Linked DNA regions of Homo sapiens: region 2 is linked to region 1. The links are chromatin loops, found by intact Hi-C in ENCODE. Cell type or tissue: Calu3. All regions are shown on one strand. Links, peaks and the distances in the headings refer to the core of each region. The heading gives the core; the rest is flanking DNA. Region 1 has its middle 54 kb from the start of GAD1-AS1. Region 2 overlaps MYO3B (myosin IIIB).

What was found. A loop is a pair of places that touch in the nucleus more often than their neighbours do. Peaks named below come from ENCODE experiments on the same cell type or tissue, not always from the same donor. Only the 100,000 strongest peaks of a DNase experiment are listed, where the experiment ranks them.
Region 2: a loop joins it to region 1, with 5 times the contacts of the local background. A loop is called at or near these places in 15 of 110 quality-filtered maps.

The regions. Positions count from the first base shown.
Region 1 is chr2:170,868,775-170,877,110 of GRCh38, reverse strand. No RefSeq gene overlaps it. Among named protein-coding and RNA genes, the nearest start is that of GAD1-AS1, 54 kb to the right of the region's middle. RefSeq lists an enhancer at 3,448-3,507. In Calu3, for the core only: a CTCF peak has its summit at 3,713 (motif pointing right); a DNase peak (open chromatin) is centred at 3,720.
Region 2 is chr2:170,319,982-170,328,317 of GRCh38, reverse strand. All of the region lies in intron 7 of MYO3B (myosin IIIB), which reads right to left. Among named protein-coding and RNA genes, the nearest start is that of MYO3B-AS1, 27 kb to the left of the region's middle. RefSeq lists an enhancer at 3,143-3,682. In Calu3, for the core only: no CTCF peak of the experiment used is centred there; a DNase peak (open chromatin) is centred at 3,567.

The DNA of each region.
Region 1 (8,336 bases), core at 142-8,141:
GTCGAGTGCTAGACTCACAGTGAGCACTCAGTGATAACTATTAGTATCATTAGAAAAGTTTGATGTTTCTTCTTGTATTGAGTTGCAGTCTTCCTCTCTGTAACTTATATGTTCATTTGCTTTAGCTTTACTCTCTGGAACTGCTAACACCCTTCAAAGAGCAATCATTTCCTCTCCCCGTCCTCAAGTCATATCCAAATGAAAAATCCCCAGTGTGTTCAAATATTCCCATGGGGCATCTTATAAGCACCTTCTCATCCAGTTGCTTTTTGTTGAGCTCTGTCAATATTGTTTGACCACCTGCTCTTTCCCAGGTGGTTCCCAGAATTGCACATTGTCCTCCAGATATGGCCCAAGCAGAGTGAGAGCAATGAGGCTATTATCATTCTGTGCTGCACTATATACTCTGAGGTGTCTGGTCACAGATTTCATTAAGTGCTTTGGTGGCCAAGTCACATTGCGAGCTCATCCACTAAAATCTCCTAGCCTTTCCTTTTATTTTTCTTTTTACCTGAACTTTAAGCCTTATCATGCTCATCCTGTGTTGTATAGTTGATGTATTTCAATGTTTGTACACATCTACATACCTGTCTTGTGAATCTATTAACATTATATGTCATTAGGCAAAAAATGAAGAAATCTTTTGCATTTGTGTTGAGACAGTTTTCATTTCTTTTACCTTTTTTTTTTTTTTTTTTTGAGACAAGGTCTCACTGTGTTGCCCATGCTGGAGTGCAGTGGCATAATCATAGCTCACTGAAATCTTGAACTCCTAGGCTCAAGGGATCCTCCGCCTCAGCCTCCCAAATGCTGGAATTACAGTCATGAGCCCAACCATTTCTTACTTTTGAAACAGGATGTTGAGTGAGAACTGTTTCTGGAGCCCAGGAATTGCTGACTGGGGCTCAAAGATGAGGACAAAGGTTTACGTACCTCATGTTCTAAAGACAGCCACCAACCGTTGGGTTAGGCGCCTCCCTTGGGAGTATTAAGCTGTGCCTTAACTGGCTTTCCTACTTGCATCCATCATTCAAGCCCTCATCCCTGTGAGCCGTGCAATGATTTTTGCAAGGAACATTGCTTTAGTGAAGGGGAGGGAATGCCCGTCCCCCTCCAAGCTAAATAATGGGAGACGACTTCTAAGCAATTTACTCATAGATAGTGGGGAAGCTTGAAAAGGGGGGATTTAGATATTTTATTCTCTTGCTGTCTTTCTGGTTAGGGAGTAGACATGTGAATTTGTTCTGTGCCTTTCTAAGCAGGGGAAATGAAAATGAAAGAACAATGTCAGGGTCAAACGAGGAGGATGAACGTGGAGCAGGATTCAATCCCACTGGCTGGTGTGGCAAGGATGTATGATATTCGCGTTGGTCAAACGGACCCTGAGGAGGGTAAAGGAGGTTGGGCCAAGAAGGCTGGCAGGAGCCAAGGGGGATTGAGAGAGGCTGGGCCAGAGCTGGAACTCTTACATGGGCAATAGTGCAGTAGGGAGACTCCCTGCTAAGAGCCCTCTGAAGACCTCATGCACCCAAGAGAGCCAGAGATGCAGGACAGCCACGGGACAAGGCCACAACACCGCCCAGTGAAGTAGGAGACACCTGTCCCTTTCTCTCTTCTTCCTCCCCCGACTCAACCTCCCAGAGGAGCTAGAGCCCACAGGAGCCTGTGTCCTGTGGAGACGGTATCTCAAGGGCAGACTGTGCCGCAGCCACCCCATCCAGAAGATATGGGGGAAGAAGGGTAAAAGAGTCATTCATGTCACACCCTCCACTCAGTTCCCTGCAGTTACAAGCTCTCAGGTGATGAGGGGAGGGAATGCTTTCAATCAGATATGATGTTGGAACCTTAAATTAAATAGACTTTTCATAACTAAGAGTGACCAGGAAGCTGAAGAAACACCCAAGATATTATTAGAGTACCTGTTATCCAGTAGGCAGTAAGATGTATCTTCATATAGTTGAAGGCAGTGGTTAGAGAAAAATAGAACCATTTCAAATTTGTTTGAGTTGAGAGTGTTTAAATAAACAAATAAATAAATATAATTTTCCTAAGACACGGTCTTGCTCTGTCACCCAGGCTGGATTGCAGTGGTGCAATAGCTCACTGCAGCCTTCACCTCCCAGACTCAAGTGATCCTACCACCTCAGCCTCTCAAGTAGCTGGCATTACAGGCACATGCTACCAGGCCCAGCTAATTTTTTTAAAAAAGTTTTGTAGCAATAGATTATCACTATGTTGCCCAGGCTGGTCTTGAAATCACGGGCTCAAGTGAACCTCCCACCTCAGCCTCCCAACTGCTGTGGAGAGTGTTTGCCCAAGAGGCTATGCCATGTAACTTTTGAGTCACCCTCCATTCCAGCTAACTCAGTTAGGGTTGGTCTTAGTTTTCCATTGCTGTTTGACAGACTATCATAAATTGGGAAATTTACAGCACATCCATTTATTCTCTTACGGTTCAGTGGGTCAGAAATCTGGGCTGGCTTGGCTGGACTCACTGCCTAGATGCGCATGCTCCCGAGGCCGGGCTCCCATTGCCAGGCTTCGCTGGGAGACGTGCCTCCAAGCTCATTCAGGTTGCTGGCCGAATCCAGTTCCTCGCAGCGGTAGGTCTGAAGTCCTTGCTTCCTTGCTGACTTTCGGTCTGGCATTGTCCCAGCTCCTTGAGGCCACTGCACTAGTATTCCTTTTTTTTTTTTTTTTTTGAGACAGAGTCTCGCTCTGTCGCCCAGGCTGGAGTGCAGTGGCGCGATCTGGGCTCACTGCAAGCTCTGCCTCCCGGGTTCACACCATTCTTCTGCCTCAGCCTCCCGAGTAGCTGGGACTACAGGCGCCTGCCAGCACGCCCGGCTAATTTTTTGTATTTTTAGTAGAGACGGGGTTTCATGTGTTAGCCAGAATGGTCAAAATCTCCTGACCTCGTGATCCACCCGCCTCGGCCTCCCAAAGTGCTGGGATTACAGGCGTGAGCCACCACGCCCGGCCACCAATATTCCTTTTTACGTGGTCCCCTTCATCTGCAAAACAGCAGCCGTGCACTGACTTCTCATTCTGCCATGCCTGAGTCCTTCTGCCTTTAAGGACTCAAGTGATGACCCTGGGCCTGCCTGCATGATCCAGGCTAACCTCCCTATCTGAAGGTCAACTGATTGGTAAACTTATGTTCAATATTCCTTATATCCAGACTTTCTCGGGCCCCAGAAGTCTTCTCCAGGCCCACAAAGGCACACACAGTAGTATAAAATATAGCATGGATCAGAGGAGAGCTATTTCCTGCCTAGAATGAACCTCACCACTGCATGTCTGCAGGCTGGTGCTACTGTCTTGAATAGTGATGACCTTCTAAGCATTAGACCTCTGTTTTGAGGACCACTGAGTTCCAACTCGCCTCATCAGATACCCTAGATTCCAGATCCTTGGTGTTGCTGGAACCCTGGCCAGTCCTTGGCCTCTCTAGTTCCTGACTCCTGGCTGGCATGCGGCAGCCAGGACTCCCCTTTGCTCTGTCCCACCTCTTGGGGCTCCCTGGTTCTCCCGAGCCACCTTCCGTCAGTCCTGATCAGCTGCTGCTTCTGCCCCAAAAGTGATGGGCAACCTTCGAGGAGCTAAAGCGCTGTCTACACTCCTGCACTGGGCAGGTGAAGTAAGGGCGACGTGAAATGTCAACTCTGGCTGACCCCAGCTGCCGGCTGAGTGTCAGCTGGTTGTTTGCCCACTAGGTGGCGTCTGTGGAGCCTGAGGAGACAATGAGGGCTTTCCTGTTAAAAACGCACAAAGGAAGCGTTCTTTTGCTTTTCTTTTTCCTGTTTATTCCACTCACCAGCATCACGGCCCCCACTACTCTAAAAGTAACACTAAAACAAGGCGCCTTTCTAAGTCTCCCTCCCAAGGGGATTGCAGCTTCTTTCAGACCCCCCTGACTAGAGTAAGACAAGAAGTCTGTGCTTTCCCCAGTTTGCCATTAGGTTGTAATTGGAGTCCACTGAGCACCAGTTAACTCTCACCTCCTCCCACCCCTTTCTTTCAGCTGATTTTCTCCAAGGCCCACAAGTAAGAAGTTAAGCCATAGATTTCCTTTTCTTTTCTTTCCTTCTTCTTTCTCCCTTTGTCTCTCTCTCCCTCTTTTTTTCTTTCAAGTTTGCTCCATTTTAAATTTACTTTGGAAGGAGGAGCAGTAGGAGAAGAAAATCTCTACTATCAATTAAGCGGGATTTAACACAGGGCCTATGCAGTGCACGAGTGTCTACGCAGGCGGAGGGCATGGTGTGGCCTAAGAAGTGAGAGGTTACAAGGATTTGCTCCATGAAATAAAAACTAAAGCTAATGCCTATCAAATACATTGCCATTTCCAGGGAATGCAAAGCAGTTTGTACTTTAAAAGTGAGTTTTATTTTATTCATTTGTAGAGACAGGGTCTCGCTATATTGCCCAGGCTGGTCTCGAACTCTTGGCTTCAAGTGATCCTCCTGCCCCAGTTTCCCAAAGTGCTGAGACTACAGGTGTGAGCCACAACACACAGAAAAAAGTGAGTTTTTAGATCAGCTTGAAGGGAGGAGAGATTGGAGTTTTGCCTCCGGTCTCCTTTTTCCCATCTTTCCCCAGGCCACATCTGCATGGAAGGAAAAATAGGGTTACAACATTAGTAGTAAAAACCTATTTATTCAGGCTACCCCGTATGCATTATCTGAGGAAACTCCAGGTATGCTTTTCTGGTGATCTATTACATGGCATGGTGACTGACTATAGTTAATAATAATGTATCGCATATTTCTAAATAGCTAAAGGAATGAATTTTAAATGTTTTACCACAAAGAAACAAAAAATATTTGAAGTGATGGATAAGTTAATCAGCCTGATTTGATCATTCCACAATGTACACATGTATCAAAACATCACATTATACCCCATAAATATATATAATTATTATTTGTCAGTTAAGAAGAAAATAAAACTTAAAAAAACCAAAGGCCCAGGTGGGGATGCCGTGCCCTCAGGCACCACGAGAAATTCACCATTTCTTTCAGCCCTGCCGGGAGGCATTCTCCAGCTCTTGCTGTGATGTGCCAAAGGTCCCCCGGGCTGCACAGTGGCCCAACATGGGAGATGCTCTTCTAGGTCTGCAGGCCATGCTCCACTGTTCACTTCACTAACACCATGCCCTGGCATCATGGAGCCATTGCCTTGATTGGACCCCACAGCCTGTCCTTTCACTCCTTCCTTTCAGTGTGTAAGAACATAGAAATCTAGTCGAAGTTCTTTGTCCTTCTCTGCTCATAAAATGGTTGAGTCTACTTTGGGCCCTTTTCTTTGTTTTTGTTCTCTGAAGTTATCTGGGGGAAAATATTCACAATCAAGCTTGTTTTTCCCTAATAGGAAAGAGTAAGGCAGCTTGACTACTATCAGGAGAAAATAAGATCCTTGGTACTGGTCCAGCACGGCGGCCCATGCCTATAATTCCTGCACTTTGGGAGGCCAAGGTGAGAGGATTGCTTGAGCTCAGGGGTTTGGAATCAGCCAGGGCAACACAGCGAAACCCTGTCTCTACAAACAATACAAAAAATTAGCCGGGTGTGGTGGTGTGTGCCTGTAGTCTCAGCTACTCGGGAGGCTGAGCAGAGAGGATCACTTGAGCCCAGGAGGTCAAGGCTGCAATGAACCATAATTGCACCACTGTACTCCAGCCTGTGCAACAGAGTGAGGCCCTGCCTAAAAAAAAAAAAAAAAAAAAAAATACGGCCAGGTGTGGTGGCTCATGTCTGTAATCCCAGCAGTTTGGGAGGCCAAGGCGGGTGGATCACCTGAGGTCAGGAGTTCAAGCAGCCTGGCCAACATAGTGAAACCCTGTCTCTACTAAAAATACAAAAATTAGTCTCCACTAAAAATACAAAAATTAGTCAAAAATTAGCTTGGTGGCATGTGCCTGTAATCCCTGCTACTCAGGAGGCTGAGGCAGGAGAATTGCTTGAACCTGGGAGGTGGAAGTTGCAGTGAGCCGAGATTGAGCCACTGCACTCCAGCCTGGGCAACAGAGCAAGACTCCGTGCCCCTCCACCCCCAAAAAAGAAGATCCCTGGTGCTTATTCTGCCATTATTGTAAATTAGTTGTAAACATTTTTGTACAATCCTAACTGGGTGGGGTAAAACATAAACTGGTTTTATTTGTCTTTGTCTCCTTTCCAGATTATTATCTCTTTCTCATTAGGTAGTGGACCCCTTAGCACCACCACCAGCTTAGATTCCGTAACTTCATGAACACCCTTGATTATTAAAGATGTTCCAGCTTCTCAAAGCTGTCTATTTTCCCATCTTGTCAGGCTTATGGCTCAAAGGAACTGCAGTGGTCAGGACAGGGCTGTGAACTGCTCTGGTCCTCTCCCAACCTCTCCACCTTCCCTCAGAGTGGAAGGGCTATATCACCTCTGGGATGCTGCCTCCTCTTCATCCTCCAGGCTCTAGCTGCAATGGGGTGTTGGACCCCAACTCACAACCCTAGCAAATCTCTTCTCTCTTCTCTGAGAAGGTGGTGGGGTTGTGGGGCTGGTTCGAGGCTATGGCTGGTGTTAGAAGGGCCAGCTCGGCCAGACGTGGTGGCTTACACCTGCAATCCCAGCACTTTGGGAGACCGAGGCAGGCGGATCACCTGAGGTCAGGAGTTCGAGACCAGCCTGACCAACATGGTGAAATCCCGTCTCTACTAAAAATACAAAAACCAGCCGGGCGTGGTGGCATGCGCCTGCAGTCCCAGCTACTCAGGAGGCTGAGGCAGGAGAATCGCTTGAACCCGGGAGGCAGAGATTGCAGTGAGCCGAGATCGCACCACTGTACTCCAGCCTGGGCAACAGAGTGAGACTCCATCTCAAAAAACAAAAAGAAGGGCCAGCTCAACGCCCACCCCACCCCACCCCACCCCACCCCACCCAGTAAGCTGTGAGCGTGGTGAGCATCCCAATGGTCAGCCGCTTTCTTTAGAATGTGGGGTACTTACTGCCTTTTTGTCTCCAGCATTGGATCCTAAGCACCAATTTTGGGGCAAACAGAAAATCCCACTCATTAACCTGCTACAAAGTAGAATGCCATTCCTCATGCCCTCTTCTTTCCCCCGCTGTGTTAGGCCACCAGACCCCACCTCCATCATTGGGGATTACATTTCAACGTGAGATTTGCAGGGAACAAACATCCAAACCATATCACCCACACACAGTTTCTTTGAGGGCTCCCCAGAGGAATACCTGAGACTGCATAATTTATAAAGAAAAGAGGTTTAACTGGCTCACAGTTCTGCAGGCTATACAAGCATGGTGCCAGTATCTGCTCTGCTTCTGGTGAGGCCTCAGGAAGCTTGTACAGCCTGCAGTACTGGTCTGGGGCTTCATGATCTCACCTCAGGAATCTCATCAGCCTGTCTAGGGTCAGGTGTCCATCCGTTTTGCCCAGAGGATTAGAATGCCTTGATTGACCACACTTGAGTTGGGTGACTATCTCTGGAATCAGAAGGTGAGCTCATCCCTTTACTTTCATTGGGAAAGAATGAAGAAAGAATATTTTCTCAAAGAAAAATGAAGGCGATATGACCAGAAGAAGAAACAATAGATGCCTGGCAGGCATAAAACACAAATGTCCATTATGGAGAACGAGGGAACCGGGAATAGGAATTTTGAAGTGGTTTTATTGGAATATTAAAGCAACCTTGCATACCACATTTATTTTAAAGAATTCCACTTTTCAGCCAAAAATATAGTGAGATTTTCTTTATAAATTTGCTTTATATCATTTGCTCAGATTAAAGGATTTAAGATTCTGGCAGGTACATTTTGATGCATGTATCTGGTATCCTTTATGTGTAAGAGATAACAGAGTCATAATGCCTAGAGGCAGAGCCCTGGGGTGTGACTGGAACATTTCCTGTTTAACAAAGTCTGTTTTATCTAAGAGTTACTGTTGCCATCCTCAAAGCAGCAAATCACCTGGATCATTGTGCTTTCAAACCAGCCTCAGAAATGATGCCCACGAAGCAGACAAAGTTAGAGAGCTCCTTCTAGAGAGGGGCTATTAATAGGCTTCAATAAGGAAAAGTTCAAACACATGCAGATCAGGAAAAAAGAAAATGACCCAAATGAAAGGTCTGAGATGTAAGAGGGAATCATGCACAAACGCAGTGGTAAATATGTGGGCACATCAAGCAAAAATCAACCAAACAAAATTATTAATAATGTACAAATTGTGGGGTTAGAAGAGAGACTTAAAATACTGGATAGCATTGGTATGCATATTGGGAAGAGGATCAGAGTAAAATTATTCTTGGATTCTTAAATGACTCATGAGGAGAGTAAAATTATTAA
Region 2 (8,336 bases), core at 79-8,078, 550 kb after region 1:
CTTATTGCTGGGTTCCACTTGCAAGAATCTGCTACCTCGTTCCAGTGGTGGGTATCCCTGGGTAATAACCTCAGCATACGTGACACAGACGAAGATATATTCAAAATATGCATATGTGGCCAGTGTGGTGGTTCATGCCTGTAATCCTAGCACTTTGAGAGGCTGAGGCGGGCAGATCACTTCAGCTCAAGAGTTCAAGATCAGCCTGGGCAATACAACAAAACCCTGTCTCTACTAAAAATACAACACTTAGCCAGGCATGGTGGCAGGTGCCTGTAGTATCAGCTACTTGGGAGGCTGAGGCAGGAGGATCGTCTGAACCTGGGAGGTCGGGGCTGCAGTGAGCCGAGATGGAGCCACTGTACTCCAGCCTGGGTGACAAAGTGAGACTGTCTTTCAAATATATATATTTATACATTATATATATATACTATATATAGTGTATATATATATATATGCTAATAATTCCACTAGAGAAAACATTTGAAAAAATTACAGAAATAGTTGGAGGCATTTATAATTAGAAAATAGATGATATGAAAATGAAACAGAAATCAGTATCACAATGCTACATACTATACCGTCATTAAATGTGAAAGATTCGTCCAGGTTAGAAAAGATATCCATGCTAAGTGCTAAATCCACCACAAAGGCACCTCCCAATCAGGGTCAATCCCTTAAAGTAGGGAAAAGGAAGAGAAGAAGAGATGTGTAAGGAGAACATTAGATGGGGAAATGTCTGGAAGAAAGCAAAGACAAAATGCTCCTAGATCACATCTCAGCCTTAGATTACCACTGTCTAAGAAAGGGAAGCTTCTATGATTAATAACTATGATACTTTACAGTAACTGAAGGAATTACCAAAGGTAGTAAGGAGAAAAGCAAAAGCTTGTAGTTAAATTTCAAGCTTGTTGATTCTTCTTTGTTGTTGTTGAGAAGGAGTCTTGCTCTGTCACCCAGGCTGGAGTGCAGTGGCGTGATCTCAGCTCACTTCAATCTCCATCTCCTGGGTTCAAGCGATTCTCCTGCCTCAGCCTCCCGAGTAGTTGGGAATACAGGCATGTGCCATCACACCCAGCTAATTTTTGTATTTTTAGTAGAGACAGGGTTTTACCATGTGGGCCAGGATGGTCTCGATCTCCTGACCTTGTGATCTGCCCGCCTTGGCCTCCCAAAGTGCTGGGATTACAGGCGTGAGCCACCACACCCAGCCTTGTTGATTCTTTTGATTCTGATTCTTAATGACCTGTTTGGTCCTATACCTTAAATAATGCCATTTGCAATGTTAGGCTATAATCACTAAAATGTAAAGTTACTACATTGAATCACCCAGTTCATAATAAACCATTCCTAACCACTATAGTCAGTAAGTGACAGGTGTTCACGTCCTCTGGCTTTCCAGCCCAGCACCAATCTGCTTCAAAGGCCATCCCAGAATATGAAGATTACATGTTTCCCATATCAGGTATTATTACCCCAGGCCTGTGGGAATGACTTGCAGAGGTTTGGGGGTGTCACCAAGCTCTATTAATCCTTGACCACTACCTCAAAATGTAAGTGTTCACAAAAGGCATGAATCACATTTTCTCATTATCTCTAAAGCACATTGGGGTACCTTTCCCTCTACTGTACTCTCCTTACGCAAACACAGGACGCATAAGCAATTCAGCCATGCATGAAGAGTGCAGGAGAAAGTCAAGGACAATAGAAGGTGCCATGTCAATAGAGATGATGGAGGGGACAAGTGGGTGTGTGGCTCGTTGTCTGAGCCAATGTGGTCATTTACTGACATCCATTCTTTAATTTCCTCCTTCAATAAGAACTCGGCAATATCATCAGTTCCAACTGTTATTGTCCAGTGTGTCAGGGAAGTAGACCTTGCCCCAGGACTGGCTAACGACCCTTTTCCTAGGTGGTCCTTCACATATAGAGTGGAAACCACAACCCTGTTCTTTTTCACACACATTTGTAAATGCATAATTTTTTTAAAAAAATTATTATTTTAAAGAGATGTGTTTCAAATAGATCATGTTGTTCTCTAAATGCTTTTCCATCATCAAATTCTGGACTGTTTACATGGGTTCTTTGGAAGTGTGCTCTTTGAAGGTGATCATTACAGTGTGTCTAATGAGAGATGTAGAATCACTCCTCAATTAGATTAGTATTTTAAGAAAAAAAAAAAAAAGCTTTATATGTGTGGTGGGATAAAAACCACAGTGGTATGGGGGAGGGCCGGGGTATAGTTAAAGCCAAAGGTTAAACATGCCGTGCTTATCAATCACTTTTTCTGGTGGCAAGTTATTTTAAAAGAGTTGTTTTATATGAAAATTGTTGGGGAAAGGGGAGTGGCAATAAAAACAGGACTTCTCCCTACCTGGATTCTGAACACGATGAACACAGTCAGCAGATAAGGTCCAAAATAATACCTTTATTATAGATAGAACTGATCTTGGAGAATGTAGCTTTCATCTGCAGGGAGTGGACTTTCTCAAACTGAAAGGCAGAGGTAGAGATAGACTTATCTGGCCAGTCTTGGGACTGGGCTGGACCACCACAGGTACCTCAGTCAGGAACACAGCCTTTGCCCCTGAGCTTAACTACGCTGAGAGCAATCAAGCAGGCAGGCTAACTTCCAGAAGAAAGCAGAAGGGAAAGAGCAGGACCATGCACGACCAGTTCCTCCCCAAACTCACCATCTGCATACATCACTTCTCATCCTCTAGCATCTATCAGTTTGGGTCCAATCAAAAGACGGAAACCACACCAGAAATTTGAACAAAGAAAATTTAATATAAAGAATGTTTAACTTAGGCCAGGCGTAGTGGCTCACGCCTGTAATCCCAGCACTTTGGGAGGCTGAGGCGGGTGGATCACCTGAGGTCAGGAGTTCAAGACCAGCCTGGTCAACATGGTGAAACCCCGTCTCTACTAAAAATACAAAAATTAGCCGGACATGGTGGTGGGTGCCTGTAATCCCAGCTACTTGGGAGGCTGAAGCAGGAGAATTGCTTGAACCTGGGAGGCGGAGGTTGCAGTGAGCCAAGATTGTACCAGTGCACTCCAGCCTGGGCAACAAAGCGAGACTCCATCTCAAAAAAAAACCAAACCAAACAGAACAAAAAAGAATGTTTAACTTGTAACAGCGGATTAGATACTAAGGAGTAAAGAGAGTTCTAAAGAATACAGATATAGCAGGTATTGGAAGCAGCTGCTACCTCTACTGAGATGGAGTACCCAAGAAGAAACAAATTTGGAAGAGCCCCTGCCCCCAAACCCAAGCCTGAGATTCAGGCCTCAGTGGAAAGGCTATCACTATGGGCCTCCGTGGTGAAGTTCTCTGAGGTGAGACAAGCCAGGGCTGGCAAGCATAAGACCACCTGCTGGGGTGCCTTTGAAATTCATTGAGAAGCCACCAGATTAGGTGCCAGAAGAATTCGCTGGAGGGTGAGCACCACAGGGTGTCCCAAATGCCACTGAGAGCCAAAGGCCACAGAAGCAATTAGGAAAAAGCACACTGAAACCTGCAAGAGCGTTCTTTCCTCCTGCAGTGGCCTTCTAGTGCCCTCTGCTGACAAAGCTTAATATCTGCCACATGGCAAAGAAGAAATGTTCACCAAGTCCACTCCAGCATCACAAAGCAGAGCAAAGGGTAGATTCAGCGCTGAAAAGTGCAGGAACGAAGTGAATTAGAAAACAGAGAGAGGCCAGGAATGTTACAACGCTCTTTAAAAAAAGACAAAAAACCAGCTTCTAAGGAATTTCAATTTGGGGCTTGCAATAGGCAACTTCAAGCTATCGTCAACTGACTGAGTCCAGTCTCCTCCGACATTAGGAGCACTTGCATATATTTGAGAGATAAAGAAGAGATTATAGAAACCCTCTTCCCCTACTTAAAAAGACATGTCTTGTGATGGGCATGAAATTTCCTCATTAAGACTCATAGTTTTTCAATCCAGAAGTTCCTTATTTGAAATGGGAATGTTCTGTGAGGCATCCTTTTGTAAACCTTTATTGACCAAAACTTCCTTGGGATAAATGACAGTCAAGAATAAAAATGTAGAAAAAGGGATCCAGCAAAGGGGCCAGTGAGGGGAAAGGGCCACAAATACAGACTTAATCTCTTTATGGGTTTCCGTTCCTATGATTCCAATGTTGTATGAGCTGAAAAAGTGAAGAGTCAGGTGGCATGGCACCTTTCTGACTCTTTCCTGTCGCTCTGCCTCTAGGATTTCGCCCAACATAGAAAGGTAAAGGAACCAGTGAAAGTCCACGTGATTCGAAGCTCTTTTGCCAGGATCATGGCCATAAAAGGGGAACTCCTTTTTCTTCTGGGCCCCAATTTCTCACCAACTCAGTCATGAGTGCTAAGTCAAAGATAGGGAGTCAGCCAAAGGGAGCTGATTCATGGGTCTCCCCCTGGCTCTTTTAGGTCCAGTCAGGAACCCAAGACTTTCCTATAAGCTGGACCATTTTTCTGCAGTCTAATATTTCTGAAGCCTGAGTCATTCATGATAATAATAACAACAGCTAACAATAATAAGTTATTAGATAATAATAACTCACTTCTTGAGTACTTACTATGTGAAAGCACTGTGCTAATAATGTGCTGATTTAATCCTCACATAAACCCTATGAGGAAGATAAACAAGTCTGTTTTAGAGATAAGAAAACAGAGGCTTAGAGAAGTTCAGAAGCTGGTAATGGTGCGGCCGAGCTTCAAATGCAGGCAGCCCAATTCCAAAGTCCACAATTACAACCATCTTGTTTCTGCATTTGGGATTTATTCTTGATTAATGAGACACCACTTCTTTAGATTCTGCTAGAGCATTTTATATCATATTAATGGGGAATCCAGGCCTGATATGATAAGCCAGTTGCCCTTCTGACATCCTATCAACTTAAGCATCAACTCAAGCATATTATTCTTCAGTTCATCCTATCAACTTAAGCATTAGCATTCTTCAGATTATAAGACACTAGCAAGCAAATCCAAAGAACATTTTGTTTGAGATGCTGAATGATCAGCGATAGAGTATGAGCTGAGAATGTTTTCATCTGTTGAGTTTTACGTGTTTTCTGTCATTTAGCTCCCTCCAAAGTCACAGCTGGTAAAACCAAATGGGTCATTTTACCACAATAAGACCAACGTCACAGTTCAACAAGCACCATTTGTCCTCTAAGGCAAAGCCATGCACCTAATTATGACACACTGTTAATAAATTTGTAATAGACAAAAAGAAATTGACTACTATGGATTTTTTTTTCCTCAACAAAGCAAAACCATTTAAAGGGCAGATTGTGCATCTATTTCTTCTTTTATTGTTTCCATAAAGTTAGCATTATATTCTAGACAGAAAAAATCAGGGCAGACCTCAGATGAACAGATTGTACCATCAGATCCTACCACATTGTCTCTAATGGGGGAAATTAGCAGCTGAACATCAACACCTGTCACCATGAGCAGACCCTGGCACACACACCAGGTAGGAAGGCTGTACAGTTCCTTAGAGCAATCTGAGCCTGGATCACCAGAGACCATGTGCATGCCAATGCCCACAGAAGCATAGGCTGACAGGCTCCATTTAAAGTCAGGTGGATATATGAAATGCCAGAGGAGATGTAGTAGCAGTTCCTGAGGAAGACTGGTTATCAACAACAGTGAGCGCTACAAAGGCTTTATAGAGATCGTACTAACTGCAAGAATAGAATCACACACATGGGCAGAGAGGCCCCAGCAGTAACTACCGAACATTCGTCCTCTTTCAAGGGCAAAAGACACCACAGCAGCACCCCCTCTCACACCTGGATGGCTTGGGTCATGTCTCCACTGAGCCAGAATATGGCCAATTGTTTTCACCAACCTCAAGATCAATTGCAATAATTGCTACTGAATGGATTATGCTGCGGGTCCTGGCAGTTTGTAAGGGGGCCTAACTGAGCAAGCACACATTTATTTTTCTGACATTGTAAGCATGTCTTCTCTTTAAAAGGGCTTTGGACATTTTTTCCTACCCGGTTGCCTAGCAACCTTTTGAGGGGACAGAAATAGGAAGGAGGATACTGGAGACTAATAGATAAGTGTTTATTTCGTAGATTTCTTTTTCAAAAATCAATCTGTTGTCACTTCCTGGGGTGGGAGTGGGGTGAAGGTGGAGGAACTGTGCTATATTATAGTGCTGCTACTCTTTTTTTTTTTTTTTTTTTCGAGACGGAGTCTCGCTCTTTCACCAGGCTGGAGCACAGTGGCGTGATCTTGGCTCACTGCAACCTCCACCTCCCGGGTTCAAGCAATTCTCCTGCCTCAGCCTCCTGAGTACCTGGGATTACAGGCACGTGCCACCACGCCCAGCTAATTTTGGTATTTTTAGTAGATACGGGGTTTCACCGTGTTGGCCAGGATGGTCTCAATCTCCTGACCTCAAAATCCACCCGCCTCGGCCTCCCAGAGTGCTGGGATTACAGGTATGAGCCACTGCACCCGGCCTACTCTTCTAGCAGGAACACACAGTGCCAGCAAGTGTATTTACACAAGAATTTTCAGAAACTGGGGAAGTGTATCACTGATACTGCATCTTAATTAAGATGAAAAATAAATACATCAACATTAAGTCATCAGAAACACACTGAGTATTCAGGCATGTCCCAGACATGCCTGAGAAGAAACTGTAATCTCTCTCACTTCACTCTAGTTGTGAATGACTAGTGAATAATGCTGCATTCTTGTCTGTCTGGTCTCCTTCTTTTCACTAAATTATATTTTCCTAGAAAAAGGACCCTTTCATTAAGGTGTTCAAGTTCATTCGCAAGGAACTAAGATAAGTAGTTCTTTTAACTTCCTCTGTATCTGTAGTTACTTCCCTCTTTTTATTTTTTGTATATTTAAACTTTCTCTCTTTTTTCTTGATTAGGTTAGTTAATAAACGATCTATTTTATTATTTTTGTCCCGAAAAAGCTCATGATTTATATATTGGTTCTACTATGTTTCTACATTCTGCTTCAGTAATTTCTACTTCTATTTTATTAAATCCTTTCTTATGTTTTATTTAGATTTTTTAAAATTGTAATTTCTTGGGTGGAAAGCTTAATTCATTTGCTTTCATTCTTTCTGGATCATTAATATAGGTATTCAGGGCTATGAATTTGCCTCTAATCCCTGCTTTAACTATTTTCCATTAATTCTGACATGGAGTTTTCTTGTTTGTTTCTCGATTTTTTTAGCAGATGGGGTATCATTATGTTGCCCGGGCTGGACTAGAGTGGCTATTCAAAGGCATGATCATAGGGCACTACAGCCTTGAAATGCTGGACCCAAGTGATCTTACCGCCTCAGCATCCCAAGTAGTTGGGACTACAGGTGCATGACACTGCACCCAGCTTGGTTATACAGTACTTTGAAAATTGTTATTTTCTATGTATTCTTCAATTTCCATTTTGATTTTTTTCACCTGACCTGTTAAAGATGGTTTTGTTTTTTCATACCTAGGTGGTAAGGACTTTTTGTTTTCTATGTTTGTTTGTTTATTTCCAGTTGTAATGCATTGTGGTCAGAGAATGTTGTCTGTACTACTTACATTTTTGAAATTTGAGAATGTCTCTGTAGACTTCATAGCAGGTATAAGCACATATATATATGTAAATAATATTTACATATGACATACATAACATATATCATAAATATATAATTATATTTAAAACTAAGTGTATACCAATCGATATCTCAAGCCCTGTCCTTGAAATTAGAGGATGCATCTCTTTTCAAGTGCCCATGAAACATTCACAAAAACATACACTGTTGCTTATTTTTATATCTATCTTAATTTTTAAATCTATTTCTCACAAAATGAGATAGGTTCATTAAATAACTTTTGCAACCAATGTACATCTCCTTGTATTTTTCATAGCTTCTGCTTTATGAACGTGATGCCACAAATAAATATACTTCTTATATTTTCATTATAAAATAGCATCTGGCCAGACACAGTGTTTCACACCTGTAATCCCAACATTTTGGAAGAACTGGGGTGGGAAGATCGCTTGAGCCCAAGAGTTCAAGATCAGCTTGGGCAACACAGTGAGAACTTGTCTCCACAAAAAATAAACTAAAAATAAATTATCCGGGCATTGTGGCGCATGCTTGTAGTCCCAGCTACTTGGGGCGGGGGAGGGCTGAGAAAATGAGAAAAATATATTTAAAGAATCTTTCATATTAACCCACATCTATGCCGTTTCCTGTGCTCTTTATTTCTTACTGTGGACTTCAGTTACCATTTCTATTCAACCTGAAGGACAACCTTTAGTATTTCTTGTAAGGCGGGTTGGCTAGCAACAAGTTCTC